2 separate regions of the Homo sapiens genome follow, and region 2 is linked to region 1. Evidence: chromatin contacts called from ENCODE Hi-C or POLR2A ChIA-PET data. All regions are on one chromosome and are shown on one strand. Each heading gives the region's core, a stretch centred on a gene start or an enhancer-like site at or near the end of the contact. The rest is flanking DNA. Distances are from core to core; before and after follow the strand shown.

Region 1 (4,410 bases), core at 663-3,162:
CACACACCTCCCTGGGTCCTAATCCCAGGTGACTGCTCCTCAATTCAAAACACTCCAGGTCCCCACTAAGTTCTCACAAGTGAATCCCTGGGGAACTGTGACAAAGCATCAGTCAGGGTGAGGGTTCAGAATGAGGGGTGCTCTCTCTGAGTCCTGGACTAAACCTAGCCTGCTGTGAGCCAGTAGGGAGATACTGGAGGAGACAGATCCAGTGGGTGAGAGGGAACTCCCCTTAGGGGAGGGGCCTGGATTTCTCCAAGGAAGAAGGAGGCCTGGTGAATAAGAGGCTTTAGGGCTGGGGAAAATCCCGGAAGTGACAGGGGTTCTTAGACAGTTAAAGCGCTTCCATAAGTCATGAGAGAGTCTGGGGTGACCTTGGACAATCTCAATTGGTCAGAGAAAGGGAGAAAGGATATTCTCTGGAGTAGGGTCATGGCAGGGCCCCAGGAGCTCCTACTGGTGATTGGGATGGAAAGCACACATCAGGAGGGAGTCTTGTCAGTTCTGTGCACAACACTGGTCTCACGTGACAGGACAGCTGGGATGGGAGTGGGGTATGGAGTCCATCTTTCCTAAGGGGACCGCCAGCCTGTACACATGATCTCTGAGGCCTGGGCTCGGGGGATTCTGTGGGGCAACATGGGGCCCAGCTTGGAGGCAAGGTGCTGTTCCACTGCCCCACATTTCTCTGTCTGCTAGCTGGGTGTCTGGGTGCTCTCGGGATAGGACATCGGGGGGTGCTAATATGAGCAGGGACCCTGCTGTCTCCCTGCCTGCCCCCGTCCCACGCCCAAGATCTGCCCTTGGGAGGAGGCGCATACATACACAGGACATACACAGAGCCCATCTACTGGCTCCTGTGGCTGCTGGAGCTGATGGTCTGTCCTAGTGGTGGGGCTCCCTGTCGCCCTGTACGTGCTGGGAAGGGGGAGTACCTGCCCACCTGTTGCCAGTGCCAGTGGAGGAAGCTGTGTATGAGCGGATAGGGGGCCCTTCTCCGACCCTTCCATGAGGAGAAGGGACTGTCTGTCCCAGGATGGAGCTGAGGGGAGGGAGGTGACCAATGTCTGTCCATCCAGAGGTCTGTATGCCTCGAGGAAAGGGTCAGTCTGTCCTGGGAAGGGGTGGGGGCGGGGCAGTCAGTCCTGAAGTCGGTCTGAGGTCTCCTGGTGTGGGGGCAGTGAGGCGGGGAGACAAGGGCGTCTGTGGGTTTGTGGGAGGGGGAAAGATGGAGAATGAGTGTCTATGGAGGGGGGCGCCAGCCATCTGGGAGCCTGTCGGGGTGGCAGAAACAATCATCCCTAAGGTCTTGGCGGCAGGGGTGGGTTTGGGGCAGTCTGTCATTCTGTTCCACGGCTGGAAGGAGGGCACAGTCGGTCCTTCCTGGGAGCGGGTCAGTCTGTCCGGAGGGTGGAGGTGGCGGGTGGAGGTGTGGGCCCGTCCGCCCCCTGGGTCGGAAGTAGGACTGCGAAGGGGGCGGGTCTAGGAAGGCAGGGGTGGTGGGGGTGGGGCAGGGGAGGGAACGGGGATTAGTGGTCCCTGCCTGGGAGGGGGACGTGTCGGCAAGTCCCGAGGGCGCCTCCGTCCGTGTCGAGGCCCCTCGCGTGGGTGGCGCGCTCAGTCCCGACCCCCGGCGCTACTCACGCGCCCTCGGCGCCCTGCGAGCCCACGATGAAGCCGAACTTGTCGATGCGGCGCTCGGCGAAGCCGTTGGCCTCCGAGTCAGACCCGAGAGAGCTGAGTTCGTCGGTGGTTGCGGCGTCGGGGCCCTGGGCCAGGCTCTCCCGGGTTCCCGACAGGCTTTCCCCGGCCGCGGGCGCGCGCGGCCCATTCTCTCCGTTGCTCTTCGCCATCCCAGCCGCGCCCGCCGCCTGAGCTCCAGCGGCCACCTCAGCCGCCCTGCTGCCGCCGACGCCCCGCCCACGCGCGGCGCCTATTGGCCGCCGCAAGGCCGGGGGGCGGGGCTCCAGGCCCACCCCGGAGCTCTCCCCCCACGCCCAATGGGCGCCGCGGACCCCGGGCCCCGCCCACCCTCCCCCGGCGGGCGCCAACAAGCCCGAAGTGAGGGGGCGGGGCAGCCGTCACCGCAGCCCTCCCCGCCCTCCTCCGGGCTGCCAATCACAAGAACTCACCTGGACGAGCTCGGGCCTTTCCGGGTTGGCTCCAAGCGGGGCCTGTCACCTACTGCAGAGCGCGAGCCGGAGGCCCAGGGCTTCCTCCATGGATTCCTCATCTGCCTCCTGAGCCCCGCTCCCTGCGAGACCCCAAGGACGTGGTAGGGATTGTTTGCCCCATTCATTTATGAGGAACTCTGAGGAGGCCCAAGTGAGTTCAGGGACGCAGAGCGGCTTAAAGGCCCAGCCTGAGCCAGAAGTCTGGCAGTCCCATTGCACTCACTGCTTCTGGGGCTTTAAATTACCTCGTGAGACCTAATTATTAATAATCACCAGCGTTTACTGAGCCACGCACGCCCGAAGCTCTACCTACTTTCTCCTGTAGTCTTTTCCCCAGCAGTTTTATGGAACATAAACATACCATAAATTCACGTTTAAAGTGTACAATGATTTTTAGCATATTTACAGAGTTGTGCAGCCATCACAACATTCTAATTTTAGAACATTTTCATCACCCCAAAAAGAAACTCCTACCAATTAGCAGTCACTCCGCATCCTGGCTCCCCCAGTCCCTGGCAACCACTAATCTGCTTCCTGTTTCTATAGATGTCCCTTTTCTGGATATTTCATATAAATGGAATTATACAATATATGGCCTTTTATGTCTGGATTCTTTCTCTTGAACATTTTCAAGTTTCATCCACATTGTAGCATGTATCAGTGCTTCTGGATTCACATCTGCCCCAGGTATGTCTGACTCCACCCCTCCCTTTCCTGGGATAGGCCCACACCGCCATGAAAGACCTATACTGCCCCTCCTGGGAGCTGGGACTATACCAGATTTTGTTTTTCCATTCATCAGTGATGGTCATTCGCGTGTTTCTAGTTTTTAGCCATTATGAATAATGCTGCTCTGACCATTCAGGTACAAGCTTTTGTGTGGGGGCCTTATGTTTACATTTCTCTTGGATAGATAAGGAAGAGTGGAATTGCTGGGTCATATGGCAACTGTTTAACCTTTCGAGGAACTGGCAAACTGTTTTCCAAATTGGTTGCAACATGTCTTGTAATCTCTTAGCAATGAGGTATACACCATTATTAGTCCCATTTTACAGTTAAGGAGACTGAGGTAAAGTCAGTTGCCTAAGGTCCCAGAATTAGCTGTGAATATAGCCAGGATTCGAACTTAGCTCTTACCAACTGCCTATATTTGGAGGGATGGGCCGATTTTATCTATATGGGCTTAGCCCCAAGCAGCTGATTTCTGACCCTAGAGATTGTCAACTCTTGGATCTATAATATAATGATAGCTCCTCGCTTATGTCTAGTACTTTATGGTTTACAAGTCACAGTATATTGTCATCTGACACTCCCTGCAGACCTGTGGGAGAGACAGGCCTAGAGAGGGGAAGGGACTGGAAGACTCAGACCTGGCTGCAGGGCCTGGGACAGACTATTCAGGGCCCCAAGGCAAGCCCCAAGAGGGGGTCTTGAGCCTTGAGTGATTTCACCTTGATGCCATGTGGCCTGGACATTCTTGATGGCGTCATTGTACAATCCTCACATTCCATGAGCTTCTGGCTTTCCATAAACAAGGCAAGAACAGACATGGGAGTGGGCACAGGCTATTTTGGTCTTAAACCCTCAGTCTAGGAGGATGTTCCTTCTCTTCAGTGACTCCAGACAGTGGTGGGCTCCTGGTCCCAGCTCCCAGGAGGGGCGGTATGGGTCTTTCATGGTGGTATGGGCCTATCCCAGGAAAGGGAGGGGGAGGAGCCAGACATACCTGGGGCAGATGTGAAGCCTCAAGTACAGCAAAGAAAAGTATCCACGACCCTTTGACTTCATGATTCTATCCCTAGGGTTATATCCCAAACATGTTCTTACTCAGCTCTGTGAGGGCACAAATATAGAGACGTTCACCCCAGGGATATTTGGGGAGGGGGTAGATTAGAGACCCTGAGTGTTCATCTTTAGGAGACTGTATAGATGTTACTCCAGTGATGCTTCAGCTTCTAATTTTCTTTAATCAAACCACCAGGATTTGAATTTATGCTCTGTGACCTTGAGCAAATTACTTCTCTCTGAGCCCATTTCCTCATCTATAAATTGGAAATTCTGAAAAAATTCTTCCTTGGAAGAATTGTGCTGAGACTTTAGTGTGACAGTATGCGCTAAACACCTGGCACATGGAGAAGCCCAGTAAATAATGGCCAGGAGCTGGGCGCGGTGGCTCATGCCTGTAATCCCAGCACTTTGAGAGGCTGAGGTGGGTGGATCACTTGAGATCAGGAGT
Region 2 (4,410 bases), core at 1,179-3,678, 340 kb after region 1:
TTTGCCCCTGCTGATCTCTCAGTCTCTTTCCTTATGAACCCATCAGATCCTGATCTGGTCCATTCAGCAGAGGACTGCAGAAGTCTGAGGAGCCTTAAGATATCAACTTAAAGGTAACTGTTTTAAGGGAAATCTCCTTAGATCACACCCCTCCCTCACGTTTGACCAACTCTGCTCCAGGCTTTCTTAGCCCTATGTTCTCTCCTTCCTAACACTTACTGAAGACGTAGTTTTGCTCCGATCTGTCTGATTATTTGATTAATGTCTGTCTCCCCAAGAGACTGTGAGCCCTTTAGGGATATGATGGTGTCTGTCTTCACTCCCACTCTATCACCAACTAGTGCCAAGCGCTGTGTCCCCACAAGTAGGTGCTTGATAAATATTTGTTGAATGAAGAAATGACTCCCAACAGCTATGACTCTGCCTTCTGAGAGGTTTTCTGGAAAGAATGAGTTCTCTGGCAGCGTGTCTCCAGAATTCCAGGGAGGGGCTGGGTGGGGATGGGGGTGGTTCTGAGGCTACTAAAGAGAAAGACCAAAGGTTGTATAGGCAAATCCTACCTGCCAATGCCCCAGACTCAAATGCATCAGGCTCATTCCCGGAAGGACAGAGAGGGCTGGCTTGCTACAGAGGTGATATGAAGGGCAAAGAAAAAGCCTCCTGAACCCAGATGGAAGTCTAAATGCTAAGGAATGTTCTGGATCCTCGTCATCAGAAAATCCATAGAGAAGTGAACTGATGTCCCCCCAAACCAGTGCCCAGTGGGTAACGGGAATAGAGGAATGTGCTGTTCATTATAGCCACTAAAAGTCTGCAGAAGTGACAATGCTCTTGCAGGTGAGGGTAGTGATGCGAGGAGTCATTTTCATGCTAGTTAAGAAATATCTATCAGGGCTGGGCACGGTGGCTTAAGCCTATAATCCCAGCACTTTGGAAGGCCGAGGCGGGCAGATCACCTGAGGTCAGGAGTTCAAGACCAGCCTGACCAACATGGTGAAACCCCCGTCTCTACTAAAAATACAAAAATTAGCCAGGCGTGGTGGCATGGGCCTGTAGTCCCAGCTACTCAGGAGGCTGAGACGGGAGAATTGCTTGAACCCGGGAGGCGGAGGCTGCAGTGAGCCAAGATCGTGCCACTGCACTCCAGCCTGGGAGACAGCGTGAGACTCCATCTCAAAAAAAAAAAAAAAAAAAAAAAAAGCAATCTCTATCAGGCACTGTATTAGGTGTTGGAGATACTGAAATGTACAAGACAGGCATGGCCCCTTTTCTCAGGGAGCTCAAAGACTAGTGGGAGAAACAGATAGTAAACAGGCAATTACAGGCAGACAGAGCTTGAAAATAGGATAACAGTACCTACCTTAAAAGGATGTTGTGAAATTAAACGAGATAATCCACGTAAAGAGTTTTCTCAGGGCTTGGCATAGAGTAAGCCCTCTCAAAATGATAACTATTTTTCTCGCTTCTGATAGGGAAGTTAAAATGCAGGGCTCTGTGAAAGGGAAGTGTAAAAAAGATTTCTTCCAGGTCGGAGCCTAGGGAGTCGCAAAGACCACCTGAAGAAATCACAAAAGATCTAAAGAACGTTTAGCTTGAGAGGGAGGAGGAGAAAAAAATAGCAACTCGGTAGCAGTTCAGCTTCACCACTTTACAGCCTATGAAGTATTTGGCTTCCCTCATCTGGTTCGATCTTCAAAGCAACCTAATCAGACCGGCGTCTAGAGTTAATATTTCCATTTTACAAAAGAGGAAAGTGAGACACAGCGCGGAAAAGGACTTGTTCAGAACGAGTCATAAAGCAAAGAAGCCGACCTTTATGGTCCATTATGTGTGGGAAAAATGAACAAACACCGCGGGGCGTTCGTGAAATACTAAGTTATAAACATGGAACAAAGTCCAAGAGTTAACGAGAGCGAAGCATCACTTCTAGGGGTGGGCCGGGTAGGTTTCCTAGGGGAGCTGGCATTGGAATAGGCTTCTTCGCCTGCTTAGTGTCAGGACCCCCAGGGTTTTACCTCTCTCCTTCAGGCGGGTGGGCGGGTTCGCTCAGGAAGTAGCCGCTTGGGGAAGCCTTAGGCAAGGTTCTTCGGGAGAGAGACCCGTCATGATCCCGCAGCCTCAATCCCCGCTGGCCTAACGCTTTGGTTTCCATAGCAATGGGCTCGTCGCAGAAAGGAATAGCCTGTGCCGGGTCTTCAGAGAAATCCTGGCCTCGGCTCCACGCCCCTGAGCAGCCCCACCCTGGCTCAACCTGTTACCCGCCCTGCCGGCAAGCCGGGGTCACTGCAGTCCCCGTGGCGAAGCAGGGTCAGCTCAGCTCACCGCACCCCACTCCATCCAGCCCTGCCCATCTCTACGGCAACGGGCCGGGTCGCACCAGGGCTGCAGCCGAGAGACAGTCTCACCGCTTCCGTAGCCGCCCGGGCTCTGTGCGCATGTGCGACACTCCCTCCCCGGCCCCGCCCCCTTATGCGTCTCCCAGGCAACGCGCCGCGCGGGGCTCCAGGTTCCGCCCAGGGACTAACTCCAGGTCTGCGCGCGTCCAACGAGCACGGCTCTCAACCGGCCTCCTGGCGCCCAACGACCATGGCTTCCAACCGGCCTCCGTGCGCCCAACGACCATGACTCCCAACCGGCCTCCAGTTTCCAACTGTTTCTCGAACAGGGAAGCCGCCATGACACAGCTGACTACGCCCTTGGTCACAGGGGACCTGAGATCCTCCACGATTTACGGGACCGGCGCCACCTCGGGCTCGAACCACCCTCTCGATAGGGCCGCCGCTAAGTAATCGGCGTAGGGGTTCAGCCGCACATCTCCTTCCCGCGCCGCGGACCGAGCAGTCGTTGGTGCTCTTCAGGTGCGGCCTGGGTGCCCAGAGCCTTCGTTAGACTCTCGGACCCGCAAGGGAGCCCGAACTCTTTCAGACTCGCTCTCCCTCAGCCGGACCTCGGCCCTTTTTCACACCCCAGGGGAGTCTGGATTTCTCATAGTCCTGGGCACCAGCCCCTTCCCAGTCTAGCTCTTGGGACTCCCTGAAGCCGGAACTCCCTCGCCTGGACTCCCGGGAGAACCTGGAATCCCCATCTCCAGTCCACATTTTCTCAGAATCTGTCCTAGCCCTTCAGTCTCCCAGGCATGACATCGTGTGGTCCCAGCGCCCTAGGTGGTGAGCTGTGACTCTCCTTAGAGCCTGGCGAGGCCGAGGTCCTCCCCAGCTCGAACCCATCCCACACTCCCCTTCTCAGCCTCTGTGTTCCCCAGTGGTCCTGGAAAAGCCCCCAGTTCCCTCTGCCTGGCCCCAATCCTCACAAACCCAATTACCCACGCTCCTTTCCATTCCATAACCCCCATCACTGCATCCTCCAGGCTCCCATCCATGGAGGACTTGAGGTGGAAAGCAATTTGGTTCAAAATAACCATTATTTATTACTTGAAAGGGAATATTTCCAGTCGTTGCCAGCCTCCTCCCCTTCTAGTATTGGTAAATTTTTTGCACCACTGAGTGGGTGAAGAGTTTTATGCGTCTTTAAATGTTTTAAGGATTTTTTTAAAAAAACAAAAAACTCTCAGGATTTGGGGGACTTTTGTGTTTGAGCATCTTGATCTCTAAACCAGCTTTTTCCATCACCTCACACCTAGGCTATGCATAGAGGTCAGAAAAATGTAAATGAGAGATTGAGAAGTTGGATTGTTCATACTAGTTTGTAAATATGAAAACATTCACAACACTCCAGTTCCAAATAGGCTGAAAATGCATTAGAAAAACTAGTCCTTCAATATTTTTTATCCTTCTACAGTTGTCTTTTTTGACCCAATTATAAAAGTAGTGTACACTTATAGAAAAATGAGGACAGGCATGGTGGCTCACGCTTGTATTCCCACCACTTCACTTTGAAACGCTGAGGCAGTTGGATCACCTGAGCTCAGGAGTTCGAGACCAGCCTGGGCAACAGGGTGAAACCCCATCTCTACCAAAAATACAAAAAATTAGCCGGGCTTGGTGGCTCACCTGTGGTCCCAGTTACTCAGGAGGCTGAGGTGGGAGGATCACTTGAGCCTGGGATGTGGAGGTTGCAGTGAGCTGAGATTGTGCCACTACTCTCCAACCTGGGGGACAGAGTGAGACCCCGTCTCGAAGAAATAAAAAGAAGACAAGACAGGCCAGCAGCATAAGTGGCTAGGGACAATCACTGTTAACATTTTGGTGTATTTTGATCAGAATCCATTCATATATATATATATATATATATATATATATGTTACAACATGCTTATACTTAAAAAAGATACATCACAAAAGTTCACTTTTTAGTAACCTGCTTTTTTCTCCCATCTAATATACCACCCGTCTATGTTTCATACACAATTACATGTATTTTATTTTATGACATACCAAAATTTATTCAATTG

The links. A loop is a pair of places that touch in the nucleus more often than their neighbours do. ChIA-PET counts read pairs that join two places held with the same protein, here RNA polymerase II (POLR2A). Pooled maps may share reads with other maps.
Region 2: a loop to region 1 is called in a map with no recorded cell type, with 9 times the contacts of the local background. The contact joins the promoter of DUSP18 here to the promoter of TBC1D10A in region 1. A Hi-C loop is called at or near these places in 2 of 37 single-sample maps with no recorded cell type and 2 of 50 pooled maps. POLR2A ChIA-PET finds 5 or more read pairs at or near these places in 2 of 52 experiments (IMR-90 and naive thymus-derived CD4-positive, alpha-beta T cell).

Annotation. Positions count from the first base shown.
Region 1 is chr22:30,325,029-30,329,438 of GRCh38, forward strand. TBC1D10A (TBC1 domain family member 10A) reads right to left here and starts at 1,913. Exons shown (of 9, transcript NM_031937.3): 1 at 1,645-1,913. The coding sequence starts at 1,853. RefSeq lists an enhancer at 320-1,269 and silencers at 1,486-1,535, 1,836-2,165.
Region 2 is chr22:30,665,447-30,669,856 of GRCh38, forward strand. It overlaps DUSP18 (dual specificity phosphatase 18), which reads right to left and starts at 2,429. Exons shown (of 2, transcript NM_152511.5): 1 at 2,016-2,429. It also overlaps a transcript of SLC35E4 not described here. RefSeq lists an enhancer at 2,527-2,916.